3 separate regions of the Homo sapiens genome follow, and all the other regions are linked to region 1. The links are chromatin loops, found by intact Hi-C in ENCODE. Cell type or tissue: PC-3. All regions are shown on one strand. Each heading gives the region's core, and the rest is flanking DNA. Links, peaks and the distances in the headings are about the cores only. Region 1 has its middle 290 kb from the start of LINC01846. Region 2 overlaps RGMB (repulsive guidance molecule BMP co-receptor b). Region 3 has its middle 55 kb from the start of RGMB.

Evidence for each region. Peaks named below come from ENCODE experiments on the same cell type or tissue, not always from the same donor. Only the 100,000 strongest peaks of a DNase experiment are listed, where the experiment ranks them.
Region 2: it touches region 1 in a loop (8-fold over the local background); 1 of 110 quality-filtered maps calls a loop at or near these places.
Region 3: a loop joins it to region 1, with 8 times the contacts of the local background. A loop is called at or near these places in 1 of 110 quality-filtered maps.

Annotation. Positions count from the first base shown.
Region 1 is chr5:98,449,174-98,460,135 of GRCh38, forward strand. No RefSeq gene overlaps it. Among named protein-coding and RNA genes, the nearest start is that of LINC01846, 290 kb to the left of the region's middle. In PC-3, for the core only: a CTCF peak has its summit at 5,840 (motif pointing right); a DNase peak (open chromatin) is centred at 5,938; H3K4me3 peaks cover 516 bases; H3K27ac peaks cover 635 bases.
Region 2 is chr5:98,790,995-98,801,956 of GRCh38, forward strand. It overlaps RGMB (repulsive guidance molecule BMP co-receptor b), which reads left to right. Exons shown (of 3, transcript NM_001366508.1): 3 at 2,091-5,500. The coding sequence ends at 2,759. Among named protein-coding and RNA genes, the nearest start is that of RGMB, 23 kb to the left of the region's middle. In PC-3, for the core only: a CTCF peak has its summit at 5,535 (motif pointing left); a DNase peak (open chromatin) is centred at 5,457; H3K4me3 peaks cover 452 bases; H3K27ac peaks cover 538 bases.
Region 3 is chr5:98,822,718-98,833,679 of GRCh38, forward strand. It overlaps the pseudogene CSNK1A1P3. Among named protein-coding and RNA genes, the nearest start is that of RGMB, 55 kb to the left of the region's middle. In PC-3, for the core only: a CTCF peak has its summit at 4,641 (motif pointing left); a DNase peak (open chromatin) is centred at 4,644.

The sequences.
Region 1 (10,962 bases), core at 3,132-8,131:
CTTCCATCAAAATACATAGATAACAGTGGCTGAATTGGCCAAAAAACAAGACACGACTACATGCTGCCTACAAAATACTAAGTTTATCTGTAAGGACACACACAGACTGAAAATGATGATATGGAAAATGATATTTCACATAAATGAAAACCAAAAGAGAACAGGAGGTGCTATACTTAGATAACATAACCTTTAAGTCAAACACTATAAAAAGAGACAAAGAAGCCATTATATAATGATAAAGGAGTCAATTCAGCAAAAGGATATAACAATATAAACATATATGTACCTAACATTGGAGCACCTATATATACATAAAGCAAATATTAATAGATCTGAAGAGAGAGATACTGTAGTACAGTAATAATAGTGGACTTAAATGCCACACTTTCAGCAATGAACAGGTCATCCAGATAGAAAATCAATAAGGAAACATCGGATATAAGCTACACTCTAAATCAAATAGGCTTAACAGACATACAGAACATTCCATGCAATAGCTACAGAATGTGCATTCTTCCCAATTGCACATGGAACGTTCTTTAGGTTACAATATATGTTAGGACATAAAACAAGTCTTAACAATTGAAGAAGATAAAAATTATATCAAGTATCTTTTCTTACTGCAATGGTATAAAACTAGAAATCAGTAACAGAAGAAACTTCAGAAAATTCACAAATACATGGAAATTAAATATGTTCATTTAATGGAAATTGGACAACATGCTTCATTGACAACCAACGGGTCAATTAAAAAATTAAAAGAAAAATTTAAAAATTTTCTTGAGATTAATAAAAATGGAAATACAACATACCAAAACCTATGGGATGCAGCAAAAGCAATCTAAGGGAGATGATTACAGCAATAAATGCCTACATCACAAAAAGAAGAAAGATCTCAAATAAAAATCTTAATGTTGTATCTCAAAAAACTAGAAAAACAAGAACAAATTAAGTCCAAAGATCACAGCAGAAATAAATGGAGACTAGAAAAAAATCTAGAAAAGATCGATGAAACTAGGAGTTGTTTTCTGAAAAGATAAACAACAATAAACGCGTAGCTAGATTAAGAACAAAGAGGCTCAAATGAATAAAATCAGAAATGAAAAAAGAGACATTACATCTGATACAATAGCAAGTAAAAGAATCACAAGAGACTACTATAAACAATTACATGACAATAAATTGAATAACCTAGAAGAAATTGATAAAATTCTTGGTGCATACATCTATCAAGACTGCATTATGAAGAAATAGGAAATTTTAATAGAATATTAAGGATATTGAATTAGTATTAAAGTCTCTCACCAAAGAAAAGCCAAGGACCTAACGGCTTCACTGTTGAATCCTTCAAACATTTGAAGTACTAATACCAATTATTCTCTGATTATTCTGAAAAAAAAAATGGAAGCAGGGGAATACTTTCAAATTATACTATGAGGCCAGTATTACCATGATATCAAAGCCAGACAAAGGCACTACCAAAGAAGAACTAGAGGCCAATAATATTGATGAACATGATACAAAAATCCTCAAATAAACACCAGAAAACTAAATTCAACAGCACATTAAAAAGATCACTCATCATGATCAAGTGGCATTCATCCCAGGGGTACAGGTATGTTTCAAAATATATAGAGCAATAAATGTGCTACATCAAATTAGTAGAATGAAGGACAATAATCATCCACAGATACAGAAAAATCATTTGAAAAAGTCAACATCCTTCCATGAGAAAACTCTCAATAAATTTTGTATAGAAGAAATGTTCCTCAATACAATAAAGGTCATATATTATAAACCCATAACTAACATCATATTCATCAGGGAAAAGTTGAAAGTTTTTTCTCTAAGATCTAGAACAAGACAAGGATGCCCCCTCTCATCACTTCTATTCAATATAGTACTGGCAGTACCTAGCCAGAGAAATTAGGCAAGAGAAAAAAATAAATGGCATCAAAATTGGAAAGGAAGTATTAATAAAATTGTCCTGGGCCGGGCACGGTGGCTCATGCCTCTAATCCCAGCACTTTGGGAAGCCGAGGCGGGTGGATCACCTGAGGTCAGTAGTTCGAGACCAGCCTGGCCAGCATGGTGAAACCCCGTCTTTTCTAAAATACAAAAAATTAGCTGGGTGTGTTGGTGGGCACCTGTAGTCCCAGCTACTTGGGAGGCTGAGGCAGGAGAATAGCTTAAAACAGGGAGCCGGAGGTTGCAGTGAGCCGAGATTGCACCATTGCACTCCAGCCTGGGTGACAGAGTAAGACTTCATCTCAAAAATAAATAAATTAATTAAATAAAAAATAAAATAATAAAATAAAATTGTCCCTGTTTACATATAATAGGATTTTAGATATAGAAAATTCTAAAGATGCCATCAAAAAACTGTTATTTTTTGTGTTTTCACATTAACAATAGCTAAAAAAGAACAAAAATAAATAAATTTAACCAAAGAGGTGAAAGACCTGTACCCTGAAAACTATAAAATTTTGATTAAAGAAATTGAAGAAGACAAAAGCAGAAGGGAAGACAGCTGTATTTATGGATTGGAAGAATTAATATTGTTAAAGTGTTCATACTGCCCAAAGTGATCTATTGATTCAGTGCATTACCTCTCAAAATACTGATGACGTTCTTCACAGAAATAGATAAAACAGTCCTGAAGTTTGTATAGACCACAAAAGACTCCAAATAGCCAAAGCAATCTTGAGCAAAAAGAACAAGCTAGTGGCATTACACTATCTGATTTTAAAACATGCTACACAGCTATGGTAACCAAAACCACATGGTACAGGTATAAAAACAGACACGTAGACCAATTGAATAGGATAGAGAGCCCAGAAATAAATCCATGCATATAAAGCAAACTGATTTTCAGAAAAAGGCATCAAGTACACACAATGGGGAAAGGACAGTCTCTTCAATAAATGGTGTAGGGAAACAATTTCCACAGGCAGAGGAATGAAACTAGACTCTTCTTTCTCACCACATATAAGAAATAACTCAAAAATTGATTAAAGACTTAAATGTAAGACCTAAAACTATGAAACTACTGGAAGAAAACTTAGGAAAAGAGCTCCATGGTACTAGTCTAGGCAAGCGTTTTTTGAATAAAATTTCAAACTCATGGGTAACAAAAACAAATACAGATAAATGAGATTACATCAAACTAAAAGCTTCTGCACAGCAAAAGAAACAATCAACAGAGTGAAGAGACAACCTACAGAATGAAATAAAATATTTGCAAACTATTTACCTTATAAGAGGATAATATCCAAAACATGTAAGAACTGAAGTAACTCAACAGTAAGAAACAAATAACACAATTGAAAAACAGGCAAAATATTCATTTCTCAAAAGAAGACATACAAGAATATTAGGTATGCAGACCAACAGTATATTAAAAAATACTCAATATCACTAATCATCAAGGAAATGCAAATTAAAATCACCAAATATCACCTCATACCTGTTAGAATGGTTATTATCAAAATGGCAAAAGATAATGAATGTTAGTAAGAATGTGGAGAAAAGGGAACCCTTGTATACGGTTGTTGGGAATGAAAATCAGTACAGCCATTATGAAATACAATATGGAAGTTCCTCAAAAATCTAAAAATAGAACTATCATATGATCCACCAATCCCATTACTGGATATATAGCTACAGAAAATGAAATCAGTATGTTGAAGAGATAGCTGCATCCCACCTTGATTGTAGCATTATTCACAACAGCCACGATATGGAATCAACTTAAGTGTCCATCAATGTATGAATGAAGAAAATACAGTATATACACACAATGGAATACTATCCAGTCATAAAAAAGAAGAAAATCCTGTCATTTACAACAAGCAAACATGACTAAATATATCCATAATAGGAGGCAGTGAATAAGACAATCAATGCAAGGGGAAAAAATGCTAAATCCTATAATAAAACCCCGAAATAAAAAAGATTCAAAATTACATATCAAAAAAGCATATTATATATGCTTTTATCCAACTTATAACAACCCAGAATGACCAACTTCAAGACATATTTTAAAATTTTTTTGAGATTAAAAAAAGGCAAGCTCTTCTGGACAACAGACTTAGAAGGAAAGAAAATTGGGTCATCACTGAATTTTTCTACAGCAACACTTTATGGCAGAAGTAAATGGATTAATACATTTAAGATAATCAAGAGTAAAAACATAGGTCAAAGATTTCATACCTAGCAAAGGGACTTTCAAGAATAAAGAGCATTCCTGCCGGTCTAGTGGTTAGGAAAAAAAGGAAGAAAAGGCAAATTTGCAAGTTATCAACATTCAAGAACTCTAGAAATATTGTTCCCATGAGGCCTTCTTGAGAAACCTACCAGAGAGCAAACTTCACAAAACCAAAATGACTAGAGAAACATTGACATAAAACTAGTGGTGAACACTAATACATAACTACTTGTAAAATTAATACTAAAAGAGAGCTAAAAATGAGAGATTATAATATTTAATATTATATGTAGATACAGGACAATGTAAGACAATTTATTTAAAAAACAGATGAGAGTGGGGAGAGCAAATTAAAAAATTGTTTTTTCTAAATAATATTGGTGGTAATAGAATTGCTATCCTGAGACAATTATGCAGGTGATGTAGGATAAAGGAAATGAGAAATTTTCAGAAATTCTAATTATATTATCCCCTGTGTCCTTGGGAACTGAGTTTCTTAATGTGAAAGAGAAGAGATACAGATGTAATATAAAACAAATTAAGTAAAACCTTTGTACTCCAAAATTTGTATAGGAAGTACCAGTGTGAGTTTACGAGGTATTTTATCTTTAATATGAACTTATTAAATATAAAATATGCATATATGTGTGTGTGTATTTTTATATATACACACATGCGCACACACACACATGCATACAAATTGCATTAGCTCTGTCCACTGAAAAAGATCAGCTCTGAAAACCTTAACTCTGTCCATCGAAAAGATCTAGAAATGATGACCAACAGAACTGCAATGAGCAAACCAAATATTATATTCCCACCAAAGAAAAAACAGATTACCATTGTGTGGTCTTTCTTGCTAAAACTATCAAACCTAAGGTAGGTTTTGGATAAAGATGACGAGTTTGACTTCGACATGCTGTGTTACACAAACGGAACAGCACAGGAATTGAAAATAAAATGAAAATAAACATTCAAGTGTTATTCAATTTGTTAAGAAAAATAGCAGAGGTCTAACTATGAGAAATCAAGAATCAAAGCACGGATAAATAATAAATATCCATCACAACATTTAGAGAAGTGAGAGATGTTTAGAAGAGGTAATAAAATAATGGGAGTCATATAAGGAGAAAGTTTAGAGAAGCAACTTCTTGAAGTATTAGTTTTCAGCCAAAGACTTAAGTGTACAAGATAGTCATCAGTTCCCTGGCCTTTTCATAGTGTAGTTGCAATAATAATTGCATCATAAAATTACAAAACACACACACAAAAGCTGGAAACTTCATTTGCACTTCAAATTTAAATCACACAGCAAAAATAAAATCTTTGCAACTGTACATTGTGCAGTTATTAACATCTTCATTTTCTAAAGGAGAAGACTGATACACAGAGATATCAAAAGACTATGGAAATCTTAGTTAATTGGTGGAAGAAGAAAATGAAGCCAGTTTGCTGCTGTTTCATTATCAATATCAGGGTCTATTTTGGGGGGATCCTGTCTCTATTCTTGAACATTCTAACTAGAATATTGAAAGACTGTCTTATGTGTGTCATTTATCACTATGTATTTATCAATATTCAGCTAAGAAGAAATTTCAAATTTATAGCTTGATTCTGTATCTTGGAAAACATCAAGGCCCTATCATAGCAAGATGGACAACAGAGGGTGCCCTTCACTTTGAGCATAAGATGCATTGACTAATCATTTCCTGAATCATTACTAAGTGATGCTTCATACAATTCTTGGCAACCGAGTCTTTTAAACTGCAACAGATGTGAAGTGGTGAGTAATATACTTCCGTATTTTTCTCCCTAAAGGCAGTTGAAATCAAATAATCATAGTCAAAGTGAAGGCAAACTCACGATAGTTAATTAAATTTCTATGCCAACGGAAAGCCTTATATAATACCTGGAGATGTTAACAAAGAAAGCTTTGCAAAATGAAATCAGAAGCTACTTGGTGTTAACTGATTTCCAGCTCAAAAGAGAGGGGGACAAGTAGTAGGAAAACTTTCATGCTGATAGTAACAACGGACTTCCAGGAAAATGTCGTTAGTAACAAACAGTGCCTTTGCTAATTGCTTTTTAGATTTTTCCACTGAGTAGAGTTATATATTCCCCATACAACTTATTAGGAAAACATTTACTTAAACCCTCCTTGACTTTTCACTGAAACAACAGTAAAGGGCATCACCTTCTAGTACTTGAGTTGAACAAAATGCTTTCAGCAAAGTCATTCTATATTTGCAGTAAACTAATTTCTCACAAAGAATGAAAGTTCCATACAGGGAAAAAGTAACAATTTTCACCACAATTTGTAAGAGATGCTTTCACAAGAAAAATGAAGCATAGAATCCACAGGTTTCAAATGAAAAACTTGTCTGAAAATAAGGTGAAGGGCTGGCAAACTTCCTGGTTTCCCCAAGAGTTTCAGGCTGAGAAGCCCATTGCAGCACGTGTACATCTCTCCTAATCCTTTTAACCCCAACCCCACACACTTACATGCAAAGCATTGGAATCCTTAAAAATCGCTAGAACTGATGACTAAGACTTGATGTTGTTCTAGGAGCTTCTTCAGAACTCCTGGTAACATTTTTCCTGTCTGGATGTGCAAACTTTATATTATTAACTACATCAAATGAAAACCATCCCCCTCCGATCCTTTTGCTTTACATTCAAAGTAAAAGAATGAATTTCTATTTTATTAATTTCAGGTTCCTTCAGATATGTAATTTAATATGCCAGTGATATAAATAATTCTCCAGAAAACAAAGCGCAGATTCTCAGGTTTTCCAAGGAGAGGATTTTCTCACTGTATCCCCCAGGCTGGAGTGCAGTGGTGCAATCTCGGCTCACTGCAACCTCTGCCTCCCAGGTTCAAGTGATTCTCCTGCCTCAGCCTCCCGAGTAGCTGGGATTACAGGTGCCTGCCACCATGTCCGGCTAATTTTTGTGTTTTTAGTAGAGACGGCTTCACCATATTGGCCAAGCTGGTCTCAAACTCCTGACTTCAGGTGATCTGCCAGCCTCGGCCTCCCAAATTACTGGGATTAGAGGCATGAGCCACTGTGCCCAGCCAGGGTTTTCTTTTTAATATCAAAAGCTTTGCAGACCCTGTTGGTGGTAACGGTTGTATTTTTATTATAAGGTGATTAAGAAATTCTAATGATGACAAGAAGTTACTAAGTATGCAGTATCATTTTGTAATGATTTATATTTTATCTACAATATCAACATCTACATATACTTGAAAAAATAACATGTTTACTCCATAATAATGAGATTTATACCCATAGGAATTTGTAAATATTATCAAATAAATAACTCTCTACCCACTGCTTTTCCTTTTCCCTCTTGAGAGCACCACTACTGTTTTCCAGAGGGCTCATTTTTGTCTTAAGATCCTTCACATGTATCCATAAAAATTAAGAATAAATGTATAAAATAAAAATTCTTCATGTGTTGAAAGAGGATTCAATACACACCCGAGTATTATGGTAAGAAGCAGTGCTGTTTTCTCACTCAGCTGGCTCCACTACGTCTCCTACAGACCTAGGCTGAGGTGAAGCAGCTGGCGCTTTATGGCTCCTCAATGTGCTACCTCTCTTACCTTCTCAATTTCAACTAATGACATGCATCTTTCCTTTACCTGTCTAAGCTAGGCACCTTGGCGAGGTCTCTTGACCCATTTAATCCAACACAAGTTATGCCTGCTACTACTGTTCCCGTTGAGCTGTTCACATTTTCACATCTGGTTAATGCTAGAGTCATTGGTCATATTACTGCCTGAGTTGTTTTTCCTAGGCACAGACTGCAGGCTATCACAGAGCCCAACTCTTACCTCACACGAGGCCTTCCCCTCTACCTTTTCCTTCCTACTTCCCACTTGAAGTCTTAACCACCTTTTGAACACTGAAGACTCAGCGAAAATGTAACTTCCACTGTCAGTTACCTCGGTTTCTCTAAAAGTGTTTTATCTTATTGAATTTACACTTAATGCCACCTAAACAAATGATTTCAAAATAATCTAACATCTCCTATCATAGTTTGCAAGCAACACAGGGCAGGGACTACATCATCATTACTGTGGTCTATTCAATAGATGTCTATTCGTGGCTGTCGCACACATCTCTATCAAAAGCTTCTAACAGCTCTCCCAGATTGTACAAACTCAAGTTCAAGAACTAGGTTTATCAGAACCCAAGTGGCCCCTAATCTCTCTCTTTATTCACATCTCTCTACCATTAGCTTCACATCTGTCTACCACTTTACTAGTAATTATCAGATATTTCAGCTACATGGCCTCATTTTCTGTCTTTCAAATGTATTTTTTTTTTACTTTCACATAATGCTGTGTTTATTCACTTAATACATTTTCCCCTGATAACCCTTTCTGGTCACTCTTCAAGTCCATCTACTAATCTTTCTAACTGTTGAAGTCTTCCTCATCTTTTATACATAATTAAAATGTTAGCACTTCTGAGGAAACATCTACATTTTATCATTGAGAATTAATGTCCTTTTTTTTTCTTGTGTCTCAGAGTGCTTCACATATGCTTCATTCATATCAGAAAACACAGTAGAGTCTATGCCTTCCTGTGGCAACAACTAAAGCCTAAAATTTCAACAATTTAACCTAACAAAGCTTATTTCTTGCTTATAGAGAATTCAGATAGGTCTGGCATCTTCCCAGGGCTGTTCTCTATGAAATGACTTCATTGGTCCACCAGGCTGCTTCCAAATTATGTCTCTGCTATGGAAACATGAGGCTTCCTTAATCACCTCAGGAGGACAGAAGAAACTGAAGACTCTGCGGGGGATTTTAATGACTCAGCTCAAAAGTGACGTGCTGAGAATCTACAGGCAAAATCAGTCACATTGCCTAGCTTAATGCAAGTGTGCCTTCAAAAAAGAGGATGACTGGGTATTGGTGAGCACTCATATTAAGTATCAGAGAAACTTACTGCATTAAATATATTTATGTATTCACTTGTCTCTTTTTGCTAAACTGTGAGGTCAAGAGAAAAGTGGTAATTTCATTTCCATACCCCAGAACTTCAGCCAGTATCATGCGCTGAGTAAGACATCAATAAGTTATTGTTAGACTAAATTGAATTAAATTACAGGTGAAATAAAGTTGTGCTTAGCTTTGAGGAGAAGAAACAAATTCTATTTCGTCACCTTCCTTAGCATGCTGTATTCACATAGTCATAAAACGGAATCTGTAAGCTTAATGGAGTAAGCAAGAATTATGAAACTAGACTTCCCAACTTCAAATTCTGGCTCTCTCACATTTAGCTGTATAGGTTTGGGAAAATTACTCAATATACATTTACCTCAGTTTCCTCAAAAGTTTGTTATAAATATTAAATGAGTAATTCATGTAAAATACTCAAACAGTATCAATATGTTAAGTACTCAACACATTACATATGATTATTCATTTACTGCATGAATAAGATACCAAAGCTTTCTAATTGCTCTTAGAGAAAACTTCAAAGTTCTTTCCACACTCTGCATGACTTGGCCCTCATCCACTGCACCAACTTCAATGAAAACTATTTCCCTCTTTCTTAGTGATGCTTCAGGCATTTGAATCTTTTTTCTGATTTTTGTTGGTTGGTTGGTCAGTTGGTTGGTTGGATTATGCCAGATTAGCTCCTACCTTCAGACTTTTCAACAGTTTCCCCAAATTATTACTGTTCCATCCCACCACCACCAGAAAACCACTGGTATGGCCTTTCTCATCATTTAGGTTTCAGACGACATTTGATCACCTCATCTAAAGTTGCCAACTACATTGACCAGTCATCCTCTAACATATCTCCTTGTATTATTATCTTCATACCATGACTTGTACCTATTAAGTTGTGAGATGAAAACTTTTTCTTGGCTGGGTGTGGTGCCTCACACCTGTAATCCCAGCACTTTGGGAGGCCAAGGCAGGCAGATCACCTGAGGTCGGGAGTTCGAGACCAGCCTGACCAACATGGAGAAACCCCCTCTCTACTAAAAATACAAAAAATTAGCTGGGCGTGGTGGCGCATGCCTGTAATCCCAGCTACTCGGGAGGCTGAGGCAGGAGAATCACTTGAACCTGGGAGGCAGAGGTTGCAGAGAGCCAAGATCACATCATTGCACTCCAGCCTGGGCAACAAGAGTGAAACTCTGTCTCAAAACAAAACAAACAAACAAAAAAACAACTTTTTCTGTCCTCCTAATATATGGCATTGCAGAGTTTAAGTCATTTGTGCAATGTTACATTGCTAGCACCAGATTAAAACTCAGTCTGGCTCCAATGCCTCTACTCTTGATCACTATGCTCCACTTCCTTGTTAAGCACTTCACCTATTTTCTCATTTAACACAAAATATTGTGATGGTTTTAAGTGCAAGTGCTAGAATAGCTAATTCAAACTGACTTAAATGACAAGCATCTGTACTATATTACATAAAGAAAGTCTTCCAGGTGGTGATGTAATCAAGGATGCAGACTGTCCATCTTTCTGCTCTGCTATACACTGTAGGTCAGTGATGCCTCCCCTCAGGGTCAGAGGACTAAAGCAATTTCAGACTTCACACTTGAGAAGAACATAGTAAGGAAAGATGGCCTTTTTGTCCATGAATATATTTTATTGGAGAAAGAACCTTTCCCAAGAGGAGTTCAGTGGTATCTCCCTGGATCCAAGTGACCAGGCCTGGGTCATATGACCCTGATCTGACTGAAGAGAGGTTGAGAAAGGAACTGATATG
Region 2 (10,962 bases), core at 3,397-8,396, 340 kb after region 1:
AAAAAACACTTGTCAACGGATTTTAGAGCCACCAAATAAATCTATTTTATGGTCCCGTTAGATATCTAGCTCAAAACCCCCATTCACTCTGAAAGGTCCTATGGTTGGATGCACAACAAATTTCCTGAAATCATCTCTGATGCACCTCCTTTGGGTTGTTAAGAAGGTGTTGAAATGTGAGAAGGCTGGTAGTGAAATCAAGTTGTGGCTCAGGGTAATTAGGAAGGGAGAAAACCCAGCATTTTCATAGTACATTGTCTGGCTTTTAGTTGCAGCTGCACACAGCGGATATGAATTTAACCGGTTGCTACAGTGCAGCTGGTTCAGATCTGGCTTTATAACTGGCTGAAGTAAAATGAAATGGCTGGAAAATTCCAGTCAAGTAACACCAGTGGGAACAAGTGGAATTAAATAGTGTGAGCAAATGCTGGCCGAGTTGGAGAAAAACTTAAGACATAAACTTGAGGGTGGTGGTGAGGACTTCGGGTGGGCAGGCGGGGGGAGGGGGGTGCATTTTCTGGTCTTTTTCACAAGGGTCTATTGTTTCGATTAGTTTCCTTGCAGGAGGTAGAAGGTTTCCTCCATCCCGAGTAATTCATAGAGTGTTTGGCTTGTCTACCTTCCTCCTGACTGAAGTCACCTGATACTTTTTGTTTTTTCAAGAAGGAAGAGAGAACCCTGTTGCCTCAGTTACTAGCAATGATACAATTCTCAAAATCTGGTCTTTTTTTGTTTCTTTGAAATAGTTTCTCCATGTTGTGTGACACAGCAGCCCCTGTCTTATCATAGTTGTCTTCCCTCCACCACCTGTACCAGAGATGTTGGATATGTTGGAGGTGAAGGTGTGCAAGGTTTTTAACTAACTGTTCTAATTAAAGGATTCTGCAGGAAAGAACATGGGTTTACAAAAGAGAAGCTTTTGTATTATTAGTAATTTTTTTTCTTTGATGAATTTATGTGCTTAGTTTGGAGAATCGAGAGTTGGCTGGGAAAAGATTTCTGAGGAGTTAAGGGACTCTGGTGCTGTTTGGGAAAACATTTGCTGTAACTAGGTTTAGGGTATTCAGTCTCTGCCAGTGCTTAGGAGCTATATTTGCCAGGTGATTTCCCTGTCGCAGGGATTAGCCAGTGATGTGAAACATTTGATTAAGGGACTAATAGAAATCTTTCCTGGGGTACATGAGTGGTGGCTGTTACTGGGGTGCCCCCTCCTCAACTCTTTCTCTCTGTATTTCGAGTAAGTTTGTAGTGGTGAGTCATGGGATACAGTTTTTTAATCCTATGAAGAATCTTGGTAGGAAGCAAAGTTCTGTTAGGTATATTGTTAATTAAGCCCTTTAAAGTTTCTGCATAATAACTCAGAAACGAGCCTTTTTCTTTTCTCAGAACTATGCCATGACTCATCCACTTTGGAAGCAGACAAGATATAAATTATCAATAAAAATTGCCCATAATCTGGCCTGGCACAGTGGCTCATGCCTGTAATCCCAGCACTTTGGGAGATGATGGTGGGAGGATCGCTTGAGGCCAGGAGTTCAAGACCAGCCTGGGCAACGTAGTGAGGAACCCCCGACCTCCACCATCCCCCCCGCCCCCCACCAACCCCCTCACTTCAAAGTTTTTTAAATCAGCCACGCATGGTGGTATATGCCCTTAGTCCTGTGTACTCAGGAGGCTGAAGTGGGAAAGTCCTTTGAGCCCAGGAGTTGAACGTTGCAGTGAGCTATGAATGTGCCACCGCACTCTAGCCTGGGCAAGAGAGCTGACCCTGTCACTTAAAAAAAAAAAAAAAAAAAAACCGATATTCTGATAGCAACACTGCTCACTTGCTCACTCTTTCTCTTAGGAAAGTAAAAAAGTTTTGTCTTGATGCACAGATTTATTTAAACTTTAGTTCTAAATATATAGGACTTTAAAAAATATTTTCTGAAAGTGATATCCATTTTTGAGGTGCAAGCAGTTGGGTCCATTTTGGAGATTCCGCCTTAAGCCATTCAGCTTCAAAATGGCGGGGAGCTCTTGCTACAGAGGGTTACCCCGTTCTGCTTCCTTCCCATTCTGTTAAACCTTGTACATGCTCCTTCCCACAGATCACTATTATCTTCAAAGCCCACCATGAGTGTACAGATCAGAAAGTCTACCAAGCTGTGACAGATGACCTGCCGGCCGCCTTTGTGGATGGCACCACCAGTGGTGGGGACAGCGATGCCAAGAGCCTGCGTATCGTGGAAAGGGAGAGTGGCCACTATGTGGAGATGCACGCCCGCTATATAGGGACCACAGTGTTTGTGCGGCAGGTGGGTCGCTACCTGACCCTTGCCATCCGTATGCCTGAAGACCTGGCCATGTCCTACGAGGAGAGCCAGGACCTGCAGCTGTGCGTGAACGGCTGCCCCCTGAGTGAACGCATCGATGACGGGCAGGGCCAGGTGTCTGCCATCCTGGGACACAGCCTGCCTCGCACCTCCTTGGTGCAGGCCTGGCCTGGCTACACACTGGAGACTGCCAACACTCAATGCCATGAGAAGATGCCAGTGAAGGACATCTATTTCCAGTCCTGTGTCTTCGACCTGCTCACCACTGGTGATGCCAACTTTACTGCCGCAGCCCACAGTGCCTTGGAGGATGTGGAGGCCCTGCACCCAAGGAAGGAACGCTGGCACATTTTCCCCAGCAGTGGCAATGGGACTCCCCGTGGAGGCAGTGATTTGTCTGTCAGTCTAGGACTCACCTGCTTGATCCTTATCGTGTTTTTGTAGGGGTTGTCTTTTGTTTTGGTTTTTTATTTTTTGTCTATAACAAAATTTTAAAATATATATTGTCATAATATATTGAGTAAAAGAGTATATATGTATATACCATGTATATGACAGGATGTTTGTCCTGGGACACCCACCAGATTGTACATACTGTGTTTGGCTGTTTTCACATATGTTGGATGTAGTGTTCTTTGATTGTATCAATTTTGTTTTGCAGTTCTGTGAAATGTTTTATAATGTCCCTGCCCAGGGACCTGTTAGAAAGCACTTTATTTTTTATATATTAAATATTTATGTGTGTGCTTGGTTGATATGTATAGTACATATACACAGACATCCATATGCAGCGTTTCCTTTGAAGGTGACCAGTTGTTTGTAGCTATTCTTGGCTGTACCTTCCTGCCCTTTCCCATTGCTACTGATTTGCCACGGTGTGCAGCTTTTACTCGCCACCTTCCGGTGGAGCTGCCTCGTTCCTTTGAACTATGCCCTCACCCTTCTGCCCTCACTTGATTTGAAAGGGTCGTTAACTCTCCCTTACAGGTGCTTTGACTCTTAAACGCTGATCTTAAGAAGCTCTCTTCATCTAAGAGCTGTTACTTTTTCAGAAGGGGGGGTATTATTGGTATTCTGATTACTCTCAATTCTAATTGTTATATATTTGAGCCCATACAGTGTATTAGGTTGAACCATAGAAACTGCTATTCTCGTAGGTCAAAAGGGTCTAGTGATGGAAGTTTTGTAGATAAGTACCAGGCATCTCAGTAACTCCTAGACTTTTTCTCATCCCATGCCCCGTTTTAAATTGTCAGTTTTCCCTCTGACTCTTCTGTGTTAAAACATGAAACTATAAATTTAGTAATTATCATGCCTTGCTCTTTTTAATCTATATGACTGATGCAAGCCCCTCTTCTTAACCGTTTCTTGGCTTTGAGCCCAGAAACACAGCTCTCCCTGTCTCCAACTCCAGTAAGCCCTCCTCAGCCTCACCTTACGAATCCAAAGAACTGGGGTTTGTTAGGTTCTTTCTCTAATGTAGAGGCCCAGATCCCATCACAAAGTTTTTCATTCTTCCTTGTCCACCATGATCTTCATCACAGTCTTTGATATGTCTGCATGCAAAGTGGAACAGAGTTGGGCGGCAATGACAGAAGAGCTTCCTTGGCCTGACTCGGTGTGCGGCCACTTCGGCACTGCTTAATCCAGATATTCTTGTTAACTAAGCATTGTGCTTCCCAGGTGGTCTGAAGTCAGGTACTCTCTCTCTCAACACCTGTAGTTGAATATGATTTGGTCAGTTGCTCGTTGTAACTTGGAGAAATTCCTATAAAGTAAGATCTCCTTGCCTCTTCCATCCATTGTTGGCACCCCCTTGCAAAAGGAAAAGAACAGCAAAAGTCAGGAGCAGTAATCTGAGAAAGTTAACTCCAGGATAGGTAGGTTTCTATTGTTATAGCTAGATGTAAATCTTTAGTTCCAAGAAGTGATAGAGTTTCTGCTTTAATAATTTGTTGATAAGTTTACATAAACAGAAATAAAAGATACTATCTTTACCGTAGTAGTTCAGGCCAAGATTATGCTTAGTTTTAGTTCTCCAGGTAGTTACTTTTGCCATGTCCTATTGATCAGTGACACTGCCAGAGGCCCATACCGGCAAGAGGAAGAGGACGTCATTTTGTAAAGTTTAACTTCTTAGCGAACTGATGTGCCACCCAGTCACAGAGTGGAGTTGTGAATTCATGTAGAGGTGGCAAACCTCTACCTTGTGTTGATGAGAGAATAATCTTGGGCAGTCTGGGAAAATAAGGAAGGCATCTCCTTCTTACTCATGGAGATTCAACTATAGAGAGTTGAAACCTAAACCCGCCTTCCTTTTATAGAAGCTGGACTAGAGACGGACTGACCATCAGCTCTGAACTGTGGCTTTTTTTGTTCACCTATGATGCCATGTACCAAATTCAGAAGCTATCGTTAATAATTTGTTTTATAATTGAGTAGTACAAGCGAGGAAAAAATACGGAGGATAACCACTATTTTTGTGCAAATAATATGAAAGTGAAGTAAAAGCAATAGAAGAAATTTCTATAGGATCTGGGTTTAGAGTGTGTATCATTAATAAATATACCTTTGCTCTTTTCAGGGAAAATAACAACCACCCTTACTGATAGTTGGGAAAAGAAGATTGGGTTATTTTGCCATATCATTTAGCTGGAAGTGACATTTAAAAGCACCCTGCATCACTAGTAATAGTGTATTTTGCTATTCTGCCCTTGTAATCGGTGTCCCTGTAAAACAATCCCCACAGATTACTTTCAGAAATAGATGTATTTCTCTACGTAAGGGCCAGGTTTATTTTCTCCTTTTTTGAGATTTCTAGAAAAAATGCTGCTTGCACATGTTGGTTCTTGAAACCTTAGCTAGAAGAATTTCAGGTCATACCAACATGTGGATAGGCTATAGCTGTTCAGAGGTCTCCTGGGGGAGCTTAAAACGGGGGAAACACTGGTTTTCACAGATGCTCCACATGGCTGTCTTTAAAAGACTCAAAACTTTTTTTTGTCCTCTTTGTTATGCTTGGAAGCTCCCCCCCCCCCAACAGTGTGTCGAGTCTTTGCAAAGAAACCTTTAGATGTGGTTCATAGATATATGAATACGTATCTGTGTAAAACAGTGAGTGTGCAGTGTGTAAATACTTTAAATTATTATGCTAGAAAAATAAAGTTACATACCTTGCTGTGGAATGTCTGTTCTGTGATTATAGGGACACCTGCTGGAAGAACTGAGAGCTGCAGAAGAAAGGGAGTCGGGGGAGGGGGAATTGTATAAAATCCCTAAAGGTTACTGATAAGTCATGCCACCTGCCCACAAATTCGCTGATTTTCAAAACTATAGCATTACTGTCATTTTTTTTCTTTTGAAATTTTAAGCAGTTACAAATCCGTATCAGTGAGATTGGTCCACTAGTATTGTCCCAAAGTTCTGTCTTTAGTAACAGTTTTGGTCCCTTGAAGACATACAGCCTGCACTCTAGTTCTTTTTAAGGTGATGTGAACAGTAACGACTTCCTCCTGGTGGGGAGGATTTGGGAAGGCAGGATTTTCTGGCTTTGAAAACAAATCCTCACTTCTTGGGTTTTAAAAAGAGACATCAAGAGATCACAAGTTGGTCTTTGTTCAAGAAACACACCAAAGGGTAGAAAAGTTAGGAAAATAACTGAAACAAAAGGCACAGAGAAGCACTGTTACTTGTATTAGGTAGAATACTAAATGGATCAGATTCTGACTGGGATAAACATACATGTAATCATTTCTTCTTTTTTTTTTTTTTTCTTTTGGAGACAGGGTCTCACTCTGTCACCCAGGCCAGAGTGCAGTGGTGCAGTCTCAGCTCACTACAGCCTCAACTTCCAGGGTTCAAGTGATCCCCCCGAGTCGCTGGGGCTACAAGTGCATGCTACCATCCCCAGCTAATTTTTGTATTTTTTGTAGAGACTGAAGGCAGGGTTTCACCATGTTGCCCAGGCTGGTCTCAGACTCCTGGACTCAAGCAATCCGCCTGCTTCAGCCTCCCAAAGTGCTGGGATTACAGGCATGAGCCACCACACCTGGCCATAATCGTTTCTTAAAGAAAAAAGCTTAACCATTGCAGTTGACTATTTACATGTAGCAGTTCAGAGCAAAAAAAAAAAAAAAAAGACAATCATATCAGCTGAACCACATAAAATAGGATGAAATGACATAGTCACTGAGTACCCAGTGATGTGTCTGTGCTGAAAGAATGCAGATAATCTATAGCAGAACGAAATGTGCTATAGACTATTTGACTTTTATGCTTAAAGTCAAAAATAATTCTTTACCATTCTGTCTTCATTCCCAGAACTCCAGCTCTTTGGGGACTGAAACGTCAACTCCAAAATCCCAACAGCGACATCAACCCTAAGAGTCCTGTTATCTGATTTATTTTTTATCTTGTTTATTTTTAATTTTGTAGCATTGGCAGTATTCTATTGTCTGGAACTAGCTGGGATAACAGTCTTGGATTGCTGCTGTCCTTTCTGAGCAAAGATACCTTGCTGCAGATTTTCTCCCTGTTCTATTTGTATGTGAACCAATGTCTCCCCCACAGAGAAAGTAATCAGGATGTTCAAGGAGCAGTTTCAAAGTTCTTTATTATTTCACTACCTAACCATATTGTTACCTAAACCTAAACCATATTGTTTCTTTCTGCTTCTATCCCTTTTCTGTATGTCTTCCAAATGGACAAGTCACATGAAAGCAATTGTTATTATTTAGATGGTATTTTCCTTTAAATTTACTGCTCTTTGGCTGGGCACAGTGGCTCATGCCTGTAAACCCAGCAATTTGGAAGGTCGAGGCGGGCAGATCACTTGAGGTCAGGAGTTCGAGACCAGCCTGGCCAACATGGTGAAACTACCATCTCTACTAAAAATACAAAAATTAGCTAGGTGTGGCGGCGAATACGTGTAATCCCAGCTACACGGGAGGCTGAGGCAGAAGAATCGCTTGAACCCAGGAGGCAGAGGTTGCAATGAGCTGAGATCATGCCACTGCACTCTAGTCTGGGGTGACAGAGCGAGACTTAAAAAAAAAAAAAATTCTGCTCTTCTTCCCCCAGGTACCTCTAATAAGCATGCCATTTGATACTATCAACTAAATAATAGAATATGCTGTCCTTTGTACCCAAAAGGTTATGTCATGGCTCCCTGACGGTGAAATATGTGTGAAATCCAACCAACACCCAGCAGGATACACTAACAAACATTCTACAAAGCCAGAATGGATGCCCTCACCCTCCTTGGAATGATGTTAAACCAATTGAGTAAACTGGTCCTGCCAACTGCAATGTAATAAAGTAGGCCTATCAAACTTCAGCAGGAAGAAAGCAACAGGGCAATGTTTTCTGAGTTCTTCATGAGTAATATTTCTATGACCCATTTTTTATTTCAGTAATGAAAACTCCAACTCCAGAAGGAAAAAAAAAGCATTCTGCTACCAGATTGAATATACAAGACCTAGCCACAGATGAATTAACCAAGTAGGAATTGCACCTGCCATAGATGACATTTTCAGAAGATAACATTATCTCAATCAATAGTGTAACACCGCCAAGGGAAATGGTGCTATTTGATAACCCACAGGGTTTCCAAAGCCTTCTAACAGGAAGCAGTAAGGTGGGATTCACTGAAGGGGGAGATGGAGGGGGACAATAAATTTATTTTCTAGTGAGCCCTTCTTTTGCGCTGCTAAATAGCAATGCCATTAATGCAGTGTTGGTCATCAGCACAGTGAGGACTGTGGGTAGAGCTATTGATTGGCTCACCCTAAGTGGAAGGGAAAGATTCTCGGCCTGAGTCAGCTCATGAATGTTCATCTTCCTTCTTGGGAAGGAAAAGGAAAAAGGAGTGAAATAATTTGAGGCAGCATGCCATACAAGATCCTCAGCATCCTGTCAAATTGGAAATCTGGATGACATTTGAAGGTTGGGGAAGTGTACCTGGGGAGCTGGGAGGAAGGGTAGCAACAGGACAGGAAGAGCTCACAAAGCAAAATGATAAATATGGAATGCATTCTGGTTACATTTTGAGCTGCAGGCCATTTTGAAGGGTTCATCTGTGCATGGTCATTTATTTTATATATTCTGCCTTGAGGCAGCATACCATAGTGGTCAAGATTTTGGGCTGTGGAGTAGACAGTTCTGAGTTTAAATCCACCTACTTTACTAGTTATGTGGCCTCAGACGTGCCAAGCTGTACTTAGGCTTCAGTTTCCTCATCTTTACAGTAAGAATTCTAAAAGAAATTCACACCTCCAACATTCATTGTGAGGTTCAATTTGCTGCATTTTAAAGTTTTTAGCATGGGACCTGATACAAACCTAGTGTTCAACCTGCATTACTCAGAAATGGACCTAAGATTGATAGTGAGTTGTATGTTCACCTTTGGGAACTGGCAAACCTATAAGCTATTCCTAGAATGAAATTTGCATGTATGCCCCTGTGAACATCCAAGAATTTAGGACGGGGCCACAGTTTTGCAGAGTTTATTCACATCTATGAGGGAGATGTGCTGTGCACATGGTTCCTAGCAGAATGCATGAGACCAAATGCAAAACCTGTGCATATCAGGTGCTTCCTACTGGCCCCCTCACTGCAGCCACCCCAGAAATCCAGCATACGTTCTTTAAAGCACCTACTAAAAAAATAACACTGACTTGTGAGTAACCATTTGCCCTGGACATAACTTCAGGAATTAGGGATAAACTGGGGACAGAAAGAACTCTGAGGAAAAGCTACTACTGGAGAAATTATTGCTAGCCACTGCTAGTCATGTATTGTACACCTTGGCAAATCATAGTCCCAGCATAGAGAGCATCGAACTTTGGGAAAGGACACTCTGAAATGTTTCGATAGACAGGGTTGTATAAAAAAGGTGTGGAAACTGGGCTTCCAGTGCTCACATCATCACCGTAATTCTTATCCACAGATCCCTTCCCGCTCAGCCTAGGCCAACGATAGCATTCTTATCTTCTCAGAATTGCTTGAAATAGACAATGAAGAAAAGAAAGAGAAGAGGCCATCTGCCATGAAGGCTGACAGATTTAAATTGGCCCAATTGAGCAATGCCCTTCTCCTCTCTGATCTTAAAATGGTTTCAAATGGGAGAGGTGAGAGGCGTTGTGAGAAATTTTACACAGATGCTCAATAAAAAGGCAACATGGGAAAAAACTAATGAAAAGATGTCAAAAAACTATAAAAATAACAGAAATGGGAAAGGGAACATGGAGCAAGTGACAGAGAAGGGTGGAAGAGAGATGATTAACAAAGTTGTATACAGCTAATAGAAACACTGATTAGGGAGACAAAAATACAGGCAATGCTTGAGGTGTTTATGGAGAAGAGCAGTGACAGGGAGCAACCATGTATCCTTTCATATCATGGTTTTTAAAATTTATTTTTATTTATTTATTTTATTATTATTATTTTTGAGACAGAGTCTCACTCTGTCGCCAGGCTGGAGTGCAGTGGCACCATCTCGGCTCACTGCACTCTCCACCTCCCGGGTTCAAGCGATTCTCCTGCATCAGCCTCCTGAGTAGCTGGGATTACAGGCACACGCCACCACACCCAGCTAATTTTTGTATTTTTAGTAGAGACTGGGTTTCATCATGTTGGCCAGGATGGTCTCAATCTCCTGACCTTGTAATCCGCCCCCCTCGGCCTCCCAAAGTGCTGGGATTACAGGCGTGAGCCACCACGCCCGGCTTAAAATTTATATAGATCCCTCAGGCATTAGAGAGCATAACTGGCCAAGACTGGTTTTGTCAATAAAATCTAATTTGAACTATCTCCAGCATGAAGGGAGAAGGGAGGGATTTATTTTATGGTTACAGAGGTACCTTGTGGAACCCAAGGGCAGGAATGGAGCCTGGGAAGCTGTTAGGATCTCATCTTTGCTTCTGACTCTAAAGTCACTTTCTCCTCTCGAACTTGGCAAGCTGACTTCTCTACCTCGCAGGTACCCATGGTGGAACATGGCCACCTCACAGAGTTATAGTTTCGTCCACCTACAGAGAGTTCACATCCTCAGGGGAGAATCCCTTTGGCTTAGCTTAGGCCAGGTAAGATAGCATAATACAAAAAGAGCAGTGGGCATCTCCCTCATTTCACCACAGGCCTTCTTGAATTTTTGGCACTTTGGGGCTCTAAGGCATTGGTGGTGTGGCGCAGCAGGAGAAAGCAAAGCACCAGCGCCCAGCAGTGCTGGGCAACAGCATCCAGGACAGTCTAAGCTCCTCAGGAAAAGCAGCAGTCCAGCTGGGCACAGCAGGAGGAACACAGGCACACTCGGAGGAAGTGGTACAGGGCAGAGGCACCACCCAGTTAGCAAGATTTATCCAAAAGCCCATGTAATTCATCCCTGTAGCACTCACACCTAGGTATCTGAGTGGAATCTATAGGAGGCAGATGGGGCAAGAATCTTGGAAAGTTGTGCTATTAATGCTAATATCACTGTATTTGTTGAGTTTTGAGGGTGTTATGTATATATAAAGCTCCTACCAAATTACCTAGCACATCAATGGTGCTTAATAAAGGTAGGTATTCTTGTTATCAGTACTGAGATTTAGATAGTTTGCTTTTCCAATCCCAGTCTCTCACCTGAATTCCAGCCTTGTATTTCCAGCTA
Region 3 (10,962 bases), core at 1,742-6,741, 370 kb after region 1:
CCACTAAAAAATTTATCTATGTAACCAGACAGCACCTGCTCCCCAAAAACTATTGAAATAATTAAAAAAAGAAAAAATATATATTATTCACTAAACTCCATAACCTGAAATGTTAGTTTCTCCCTGATGTCACTTGCCTTCTTTCTAGCCTCGTTTTGCATCTTAGAAATCTTGCACTGAGTTCTGTACAAGGTCACCTGTGTCACTGAGGGCCTTGTTTTTTAAAACTTATAGGTATTTTATCTTCCCAAGTTTCAAAAATCCAGTTTTGCTCCCACCGAGGATTTTTCTGACAAGAGTGGTTTCCTTCTCATGTTTATGCCGGCTTTTCTTTCTGAATGCCTTACATGAACTGTAAAAATATAATTAGAAACATAGAAATATTAAAATATATCAATGTCTTAGTCTGTTCAGGCTACCATAACAAAAAAAAATCATATCTGCCTGCCAATGAACAAATAAAAAAAATTAAGCTACTGGTAAAATTCATTTTTCAAATGACACTGTTAGATATAATATAAATGGTATAAAAGTGTTAGAGCAATAATTTTCTTCTTTGTGTTAGCAGATAATTCACTTTACTGTTAAATTACTACCAATGGTAAATGTATGATTTAGATTTGGGCATATATGTAATACATATAAAGTGAGCATTTGATGATTTTTATTTGTTTCGTTTATCACTGAAAACCTAGACTACATGAGAACAGACTTGGTTAATTGGTTTTCTTTTTGAGCCATAATATAGGCCAGGAGTTGACAAACTATGGCCCACAGATCAAATCTGGCCCACCACCTATTAGCCCTCCAGCTAAGAATAGACTTATATTTTTAAAGCGTTTTTAAAATAAAATAAAAAGCAATATTCCCTGATATATGAAAATTTTGTGAAATTAATACTTCAGTATCCATAAATACAATGCTATTTTTTAAACACAGGCACCTTTGTTTGTTTATGTCTTGTCTATGGCTGCTTTCATGCTACAATGGCCAAGTAGTTTCAACTGAGGCCATAGGACCTACAAAGCCTAAAATATTAACTCTCTGGTTTTTTGCCAAAAACGTTTACCAGCCCCTGACATAGGATACAAATGGGTGACTCATATGCTCCAATTGAATATGAAGGAAAGAAAAGAGGTAAATTGCAAATAAAATAGGTTATACATTAATGCCAATGTATGCACTACTTTATTCACAGAAAACAGTTGTGAAGAAAATATGACGCCTGACCATGAATGATTCAGGACTAGGTGAAATTGTAAAAATTATTAAGATAATTAAGTTGTGGTAATTACTATAACTCCTTTCTTCATGTTATATGAAGAAATAATGAGTAAGTAAATAACTATGCTTTTTCATACTACAGTTACCGAGATTTTGAAAGGAAAGTTGCTCACATGACTTTTGGAAAGGAGAGATGAAATTAAAACACTTCATCATGATGCTGAAAATGCCAGGAAAGATTATATTTTTAGTTTCATGTTGTGTTACTCTAGTGAATAGCCAGAATCTAACACTTCAAGACCAAAATCTCACAAGTTTATATGTTGAAAATAAGATATAAATTTTCATCAGAAGACAAAATTGTGGCTCAAATTATTCCATTGCTGAGTGTTACTCTTTTTAAGCACCTAATATTTTTTCATTTTTCAGAGAATTAAATCAATGATATATTATTGTACAAACTTTAAGTACCCAACCCCACAAATGCGTAATCAGAACATGAAGAAATTTTCCAGAACTACATGAAACCTACAAGTTTAACCTCACGTGTCAAAGCAATCAACCTTATAGGTTCCTTTTTGTTTTTAGTTGGGGTCTCGCTCTGTCACCCAGGCTGGAATGCAGTAGCACAATCATACCTTCTGCAGCCTCGAACTCCTGGACTCAAGCAATCCTCCTGCCTCAGTGTCCCGAGTAGCTGGGACTACAGACATGCACCACCGGGCCCACCTAATTTTAAAATTTTGTTTAGAGAGATTTTTGTAAAGAGTATTTCTGTCTTGCCATGTTGCCCAGGCTGTTCTCGAATTCTTGGGCTAAGGCAATCCTCTTGTCTTGGCCTCCCAAAGTGCTGGGATTATAGGCATGAGCCACTGTGCCCAATCCAACTGTATAGGTTGCTTTGGTGGCTGTTGTTATTTTAATGTGATAACTCATCCACACCGTGTCCAAGAAAGTAACTAAAGCCATTTTCAGTGAGCAATCGCTCTTTAACTTCAGGTTCATTTTCAATACAAACATGGAAAACTGATTGTTATCAAATACTTGCTCCCATTCTCAGTAATGCACAAATGTAATGTTCTAGTTCAATTGAAATAATCATCAAGATAAAAACTGCCTGGATATGGAACCTCACTACTACCTTCATGAAAACTGCACATTGACTAGAAAAAAAGAAAAATTATTTCCAACCTAGAATTTTAAAGTCTTCCCAATTATCAATTAAGTGGGAGACTAGAAAAAAAAGACATTTTTAGAAATAGATTCTCAAAAACTTAATTCCTATTTATCCTTTCTTAGAATGCTACTGGAGAATACACTCCATAAAATAAGAGAAAAACCAAAGAGGAAAATAGGAGATCCAGGAACCAGGGAATCCAACACAGGAGGGAGACTAAGAGAACCCCCATTTACAGAATGAAGAAAAATCCCAAGGCTATGGTTACACGCCAGGGTAGAAGCCCACCAGTCCTGAAGGGGAAAGGTTAGAAAGTTTTGGAAGAAACTTCTTAAAGAGATGAAATTGATAGAGTATCTAATGTGTTTGAACATCATAATTGAAGATTTACACAATTAAGGGAGAGTTTGGGACTAAATTAAGTACATTAAAAAAAACAAGTATATTGACAAACAAGACACTTAAAAATTCCAAGGAAGATAAATATTGTGCTAGCAAAAAAAAAGTAACCACAAAATACTGCCTGGTTCATCAACAAACTGTTTACATGGTCATGATAATGTAAACACTGAACATTGCTCTCTTTTTTTTTTTTGAGACAGTCTCACTCTGTCTCCAAAGCTAGACTGTAGTTGCATGATCTCAGCTTACTGAAACCTCCGCCTCCTAGGGTCAAGTTATCCTTCCACCTCAGTCTTCCTAGCAGCTGGGACTACAGGTGCGTGCAATCACATCCAGTTACATTTTGTATTTTTTGTAGAGATGGGGTCTCATCATGTTGCCCAGGCTGGTTTCCAACTCCTGGGTTCAAGTGATCCTCCTGCCTCAGCATCCTAAAGTCCTGGGATTAGGCATGAGCCACCATGCCTGCCAGAACATTGTCCTTATTAAAGTTATATCTATACAGGAAAGATGTGGCAGGGGGATGCCGTGGGAGGGGAAGCTGGAGATAAAATTCAACTAAATCCTTTCGTAATAGAAAGTTAATAGTTAATGCCTAAAACAGTAATAGTGAGAAGTAGAAATACATACCTTTTATATAGATTTAAGTCAGTTACAACCACAAGAATCAATCAAGAGAGTTAAGAAGGGAAGTAGACAATGCTGGGGGTGAGCTGGGGGAGGCAAGGGACTGCTCTTTTTTACAAAAGTTTTGTGGAGGTATTTCTGTCCTTATATTATGTGTATGATTAATTCAATAAAAACAGAAAAGTATGTTTTAAATAGTTAATAGTTTTAAATAGTTACTTTTAATAGTAAAAGTATGTTTTAAAAGTACATTTTAAATAGTTTATATATAAATATTCATATATATATAAATATTCATATATATATAGAGAGAGAGAGAGAGAGAGAACTTATCTATCAATTAAAAAAACAACTTATTTAATTGAATACAAGGATGAGTCTAGGCAGGGCTGGGAGAGGGGCACCACCCACAGGAAGCACAAGTCCCTCCCCAACACCTCACCATATAATTTTTTAATGGATAGTGATGAGTATCAAACTGCTATGTTATTTAGATTCCTTCAGATATATGAAAAATGTACTATTTTATTTTAAAATGCCATATTAGTCAGGGTTCTCTAGAGGGACAGAACTAATAGGATAGATGTATATATAAAAGGAAGTTTATTAAGGAGTATTGACTCATATGATCACAAGGTACCACAATAGGCCATCTGCAAGCTGAAGAGCAAGGAAATCAGTCCAACTCCCGAAGCTGAAGAACTTGGAGTCCAATGTTCGAGAGAAGGAAGCATCCAGCACCACAGGAGAAAGATATAGGCTGGGAGGCTAAGCCAGTCTAGTCTTTCCATATACTTCTGCCTGCTTTATTCTGGCTGCTCCGACAGCTGATTAGATTGTGCCCACCCAGATTGAGGGTAGGTCTGCCTCTCCTAGTCCACTGACTCAAATATTAATCTCCTCTGGCACCACCCTTACAGACACAGCCAGGAACAACACTTTGCATCCTTCAAGCCAATCAAGTTAACACTCAATATTAACCATCACAAATTCCAATATTTAAAATGCACTAGAAATTATATCCTTTATTATAACATACAAAAATTATGTCTTATCTGGAAAAATTTTAGATATCAACTTAAACTGTTAAATTGGATTCATAATTTTTGAAATTATTTTAGGAAGTCTGAGACCAAGCATTTCATACCAAACACCTGTTAAAAGTAAACCCATCTGCGGCTCAGTTTAATAGGTGGACTCATACTCCCCTCTGGTGGTTAAGATGGTCAAAAACACATGAGATACAAATTTGGACCTGTGGCATTTTGGAAACACAGGAATTTCATTTCCTTTTGTTGCATTAAACAAATAGCAAGTTTTGCAAAATCTGGATATAGTAAAAGGATTTTGAAAACTAGGATTTGAGAACAAAATGGACCATAGAAAAACAACTTATCTGCTTTTAATAATTGTGATTTGGTGTGAACCAAGCAAGATTTTTGCTTTCCAGAGAGATCCAAACAATACAATGTCTGCATCATATTCAGAGACACGATGAAGACATTCAATTAACTGAATGCACCTACAGGTTCATTGTGTTCTCTGTGTAACTGTAGAGGTTTGCCTTTGTATAAGTGTCCCCATAACATCTTTTCTCCTTACCCATCACTGTCCCCAGGGTCTCCATGGTCTGACACTGTCAGTAACAAGAATGCACGTTACGGAGAAAGCATGGCTCAGTGGTATGAGTAGGGGATGATGAAATTTGAGAAAGACTATATATCTGAATTTTATCCCCGCCTATCACTAGCTGTGATCTTGGAAGAATTAACTTCTTTAGGCCAATTTCCACAACAATAAAATGGTTAAAATTCTAGCATGTGTGTTGCCTCTGCCACTGTGGTGTGCCCTCATGGACGCAGGCATCCCAGCACCCACTAGCACCCTGCTACAGCTGATGGAGCATACACCCCACAGCGCTGCTTCTGGCACATGCAAATGAGAATGAATCATGCTGCCACTGCACTATGAAATGCTTAGGCTGAGACCACCCATCAGAGTGCAGTGACCAGCAGTCTGGGAGCACCGTGGGCCCCCTCCCCCAGCACAGTGGATTTCTAACCTTGAGGAGCCAGAGAACAACATTGAGCCTCAATACAAGTCCCCCTCAGTTAAAGCATGCAGTCTAGGAGTTGAGAGCTGAGCATTACTCTCCTAAAATCTTCCAGAAATGAAGCCAATCAGCTGAATCCACCTTATATCACAATCAAACCCTCAAGATCATCGAATAGGATAAAAGGAAAAAAAAATCCAAAGGTTAGCAACTTAAAAGATTGAAGGAATATTCAACCACAAAGATGAGAAAGAACCATCGCAGGAATTCTGACAACTCAAAAGGCCAGAGTGCCTTCTTTCCTGTAAATGATCATACCACCTCTCCAGGAGGAGTTCTGAACCAGGCTGAGATGGCTAAAATGACAGAAATAGAATTCAGAATATGGATAAAAACAAAGATCATTGAGCTGCAGGAGTACATTGAAACCCAATCCAAGAAAGCTAAGAATCACAGTAAAACAATACAGGAGCTGACAAACAAAATAGCCAGTATATAAAAGAATATTACTAACCTGATAGAGTTAAAAAACACACTACAAGAATTTTATAATGCAATCACAAGTATTAATAGTAGAATAGACCAAGGAAGAATCTCAGAGCTTGAAGACTATCTTTCTGAAATAAGACAGGCAGACAAGAATAGAGAAAAAAGAATGAAAAGAAAATAACAAAACCTTTGAGAAATATGGGACTGTGTTAAGAGAACAAATCTATGAATGACAGGTATACCTGAAAGAGATGGGGAGAATGGAACCAATTTGAAAAACATACATCAGGACACTATCCATGAAAACTTTCCCAGCCCAGCCAGAAAGGCCAACATTCAAATTCAGGAAATGCAGAAAACTCCAGTAAGATAATTCACAAGAAGGTCGTCCCCAAGATACATAACCATCAGATTTTCCAAGGTTGAAATGAAAGAAAAAATGTTAAAGGCAGCTAGGAAGAAAGGTTAGGTCACCTACAAAGGGAACCCCATCATACTAACAGAGGACCTCTCAGTAGAAACTCTATAAGCCAGAAGAGATTGGAAGCCAATATTCAGCATTCTTAAAGAAAAGAAATTTCAACCCAAAATTTCATATTCAGCCAAAGTAAGTTTCATAAGCAGAGGAGAAATAAGATTGCTTTCAGACAAGCAAATGCTGAGGGAATTTGTTACCACCAGACCTGCCTTACAAGAGCTCCTGAAGGAAACACTAAATATGGAAAGAAAAGATCATTATCAGCTACTACAAAAACACACATAGTGTGTTATAGGCCACTGACACTATAAAACAACCACATAAACAAGTCTACAAAATAACCAGCTAACATCATGATGATGGGATCAAATCCACACATATCAATACTAAACCTGAATGTAAATGAGCTAAATGCCCCAATGAAAAGGCACAGAGTGCAATCTGGATTAAAAAAAAAAACAAAAACCATTGGTATGCTGTCTTCAAGGACTCATCTCGCATGCAATGACACCTATAGGCTCAAAATAAAGCAATGGAGAAAAATCTACCAAAAAAATGAAAAACAGAAGCAAGTAGGAGTTGCAATCCTAATTGCTGACAAAACAGACTTTAAACCAACAAAGATCAAAAAAGACAAAGAAGGGCATTACATAATGGTAAGTGATGAATTCAACAAGAAGACCTGTCTATCCTAAATATATATACACCCAACATAGGAACACCCAGATTCATAAAGCAAGTTTTTAGAGATCTCCAAAGAGATTTAGACTCTCAAACGATAACAGTGGGAGACTTTAACATCCTACTGACAATGTTAGTCAGATCATTGAGGCAGAAAATTAGCAAAGATATTCAGGACCTGAACTCAGCACTGGATCAAATGGACCTGATAGATACCTACAGAGCTCTCCACCCAAAAGCAACAAAATATACATTCGTCTCACCACCACATGGAACATACTCTAAAACTGATTATATAATCAAATACAAAACTTTGCTCAGCAAATGCAAAAGAATTGATATTACAACAACCACTCTCTCAGACCACAGCACAATCAAATTAGACGTCAAGACTAAGAAATTCACTCAAAACCATATAACTACATGGAAATTAAATAACCTGCTCCTAAATGACTTTTGGGTAAATAATGAAACTAAGGCAGAACTCAAGAAGTGATTTGAAATGAATGAAAACAAAGACACAATGTACCAGAATCCCTGGGACACAGCTAAGGCAGTGTTAAGATGGAAATGTATAGCACTAAGTGCCCACATCAAAAATTAGGAAGATCTCAATTTAACAACCTAACATCCCAACTAAAAGAAATAGAGAACCAAGAGCAAACAAATCCCAATGCTAACAGAATATAAGAAATAACAAAATCAGAGCTGAACTAAAGGAAATAGAGACACCAAAAACCATTCAACAGACCAACAAATCCAGGAGCTGGTCTTCTGAAAAAAATAATAAAATATACCACTAGCTAGACTAATAAAGAAGAAATGAGAGAAAATTCAAATAAACACAATCAGAATGATAAAGGGATATTACCACTGGACCCCACAGAAATACAAATAACCATCAGAGAATATTATGAACACCTCTATGCACATAAACTAGAAAATCTGGAAGAAATTGATAAATTCCTGGACATATACACCCTCCCAAGACTGAATCAGGAAGAACTTGAATCCCTGAACAGAAAACCAAATACTGCATGTTCTAATTTGTAAGTGGAGGCTAAATGATGAGGACACATGGACATATAGAGGAGAACAACAGAAACTGGGGCCTAGCAGAGGGTGGAGGGTGGGAGGAGGGAGAGGATCAGGAAAAATAACTAATGGGTACTAAGCTTAATACCTGGGTGATGAAATAATCTGTACAACAAACCCCCATGACACAAGTTTACCTATGTAAGAAACCTGCACATGTACCCCTGAACTTAAAATAAATGTTTTTTAAAAATAAAATAAACTAATAAGTAATTTAAAAATTCTAGCCTTGGCCAGGCATGGTGGCTCATGCCTCTAATCCCAGCACTTTGAGAGGCCGAGGTGGGTGAATCACGAGGTCAGGAGATTGAGACCATCCTGGCTAACACAGTGAAACCCCATCTCTACTAATAATACAAAAAATTAGCTGTAGTCCCAGCTACTTGGGAGGCTGAGGCAGGAGTATGGCGTGAACCCAGGAGGCAGAGCTTCCAGTGAGCCGAGATTGCGCCCCTGCACTCCAGCCTGGGTGACAGAACGAGACTCCATCTCAAAAAAAAAAAAAAAAAAAAAAAATTCTAGCCTTACAGTTGCCTTGTAAAATTAAAAAAGCACATAAGTAAGATGCTCAATAATAGCAACCAATTGTCGTTATTGCTACTTTATATGTTTGAAAGATAAGTAGCTCTGTCCATTTAGAGGATACAGAATATAATCTTAAGGAGTCTCTTTTAGTAGCTTAGTCATTTCTACTTATTTGGTCACGATAGTGCCATCTTCCTAAGGGTTTTCTTTCCCATTTTCTGACATAAATATTTCCATTGAACTTCCTCCCTTCTCCTTTTCTCAGGTAATGAGCTGGGTTGGTATTGGGAAAAAATATCCAGCCCCTAAAACAACCAGACTTTGAGCAATCATACCCATATGATTGCTCCTCCCTGACTGCTCTGACACTTGACCCCTGTAACTTTTATCAAAGGCTTCATCCTTGCAATTATCTGCTCTTCTGTGTGTTCCTTAAATAACTAAAATCAGAACTATCTACTGTCATTTTTCCCTCTCTACTGGATCATTTTCATCCCCCGAAAATATCCTCAAGTATCTGCTTCTCTTGAAAACAATCCCCACCCCCACCTCATTCCTCGAAATCCTTCTTAACTTCACATGATCTTGAAGCTAATGACCTATTTCTCTGTTTCTCCTCACCATTAAACTTCTTGGGGCGGGGTCCAGTGGCTCACACCTGTAATCTCAATACTTTGGAAGGCTGAGGTGGGAAGACCGCTTGAGGCCAGGGGTTCCAGATCAGCCTGGGCAACATAGTAAGACTCCTGTCTCTATTGAAAATAAATGTGTTTTTAAATTTATTGAAAATGTTGTCTAAATTAAATTTCTTGGAAGAGTTGCCTATAGTATCACTTTCTATTTCCTCACCTCACATGCTTCCCTCAGTAGTATTCATTTGGAATAATTTTCTTCCACTCAGCTGAGACTTCTCTTGTCAAGATCAGAAATTAATTCTGTGATACTACATTCATTGAAACCTTCCCTGCTCTTATTTTAACTAACTCCTTAGCAGCTTTTGACAGTTGACCACTTAAATTTTTTTTAAATGTGGTATGTGAAAATGATATACTGGTGATACCTTGATGACTTGGTAGTAAATAATACAAATTCACTCAAAATAAATTAAATAGAAAAGGATTCACTGGAAAAATGAAAAATGATTAGGGGCCGGACATGGTAGTTCAGGCCTGTAATCCTGAGACTGAGATGCAAGGATCACTTTAGGCCAAAAGGTCAAGACCAGCCTGGGCAAGACAGTGAGACCTCCATCTCCACACACACAAAAAGTTTTTAATTAAAAGATTAGCAGCCGGGCATGGTGGCTCACGCCTGTAATCCCAGCACTTTGGGAGGCCGAGGCGGGCGGATCAAGAGGTCAGGAGATCCAGACCATCCTGGCTAACACGGTGAAACCCCGTCTCTGCTAAAACTACAAAAGAAAATTAGCTGGGCATAGTGGCGGGCGCCTGTACTACCAGCTACTCAGGAGGCTGAGGCAGGAGAATGGCGTGAACCCAGGAGGCGGAGCTTGTAGTGAGCAGAGATTGCGCCACTGCACTCCAGCCTGGGTGACAGAGCAAGACTCCGTCTCAAAAAGAAAAGACTAGCATATTTTAAATTAATACTATTTATTATAATATAGTGCATTATAAATACAAATAAATACAAATTAATATTGGTAACATAGTTAAAATTTAAACCACTTCCTTAAATAATTTGACTATTCATATTGACATTTTATAGCTTCAGTGGCTAGAACTAAAATAGAAAAGGGACTGGTTGAGGTGGCTCATGCTTGTTATCTCTGCACTTCGGGAGGCTAAGGTCAGAGGATCACTTGAGCCCAGGAGTTTGAGACCAGCCTGGGAAACATAGCAGGACACTATCTCTACAAAAATAAAAGTTAAAAAATATAAAGTTTTAAAAATAGGCAAGGGCTAAAGGCTGCAACAAAGAAACAAAATTATAAAAAGATTAGTGAAAACAAGATGTTCACTACTGTTGCAGTTTTATGTAAGGGGTTTCCTGCAGAATTTATCACATACTTCAACTCAGATAGCAACTATAGCTCCCATCTGAAGCAGCTATTCCGCATTCTTTTCAGGACCGTGAACCATCAATATGACTACACATTTGATTGGACAATGTAAAAGCAGAAAGTAGCACAGCAAGCAGCCTCTTCCAGTGGGCAGGGTCAGCAGGCCCAAACTCCCACAGGCAAGCAAACTG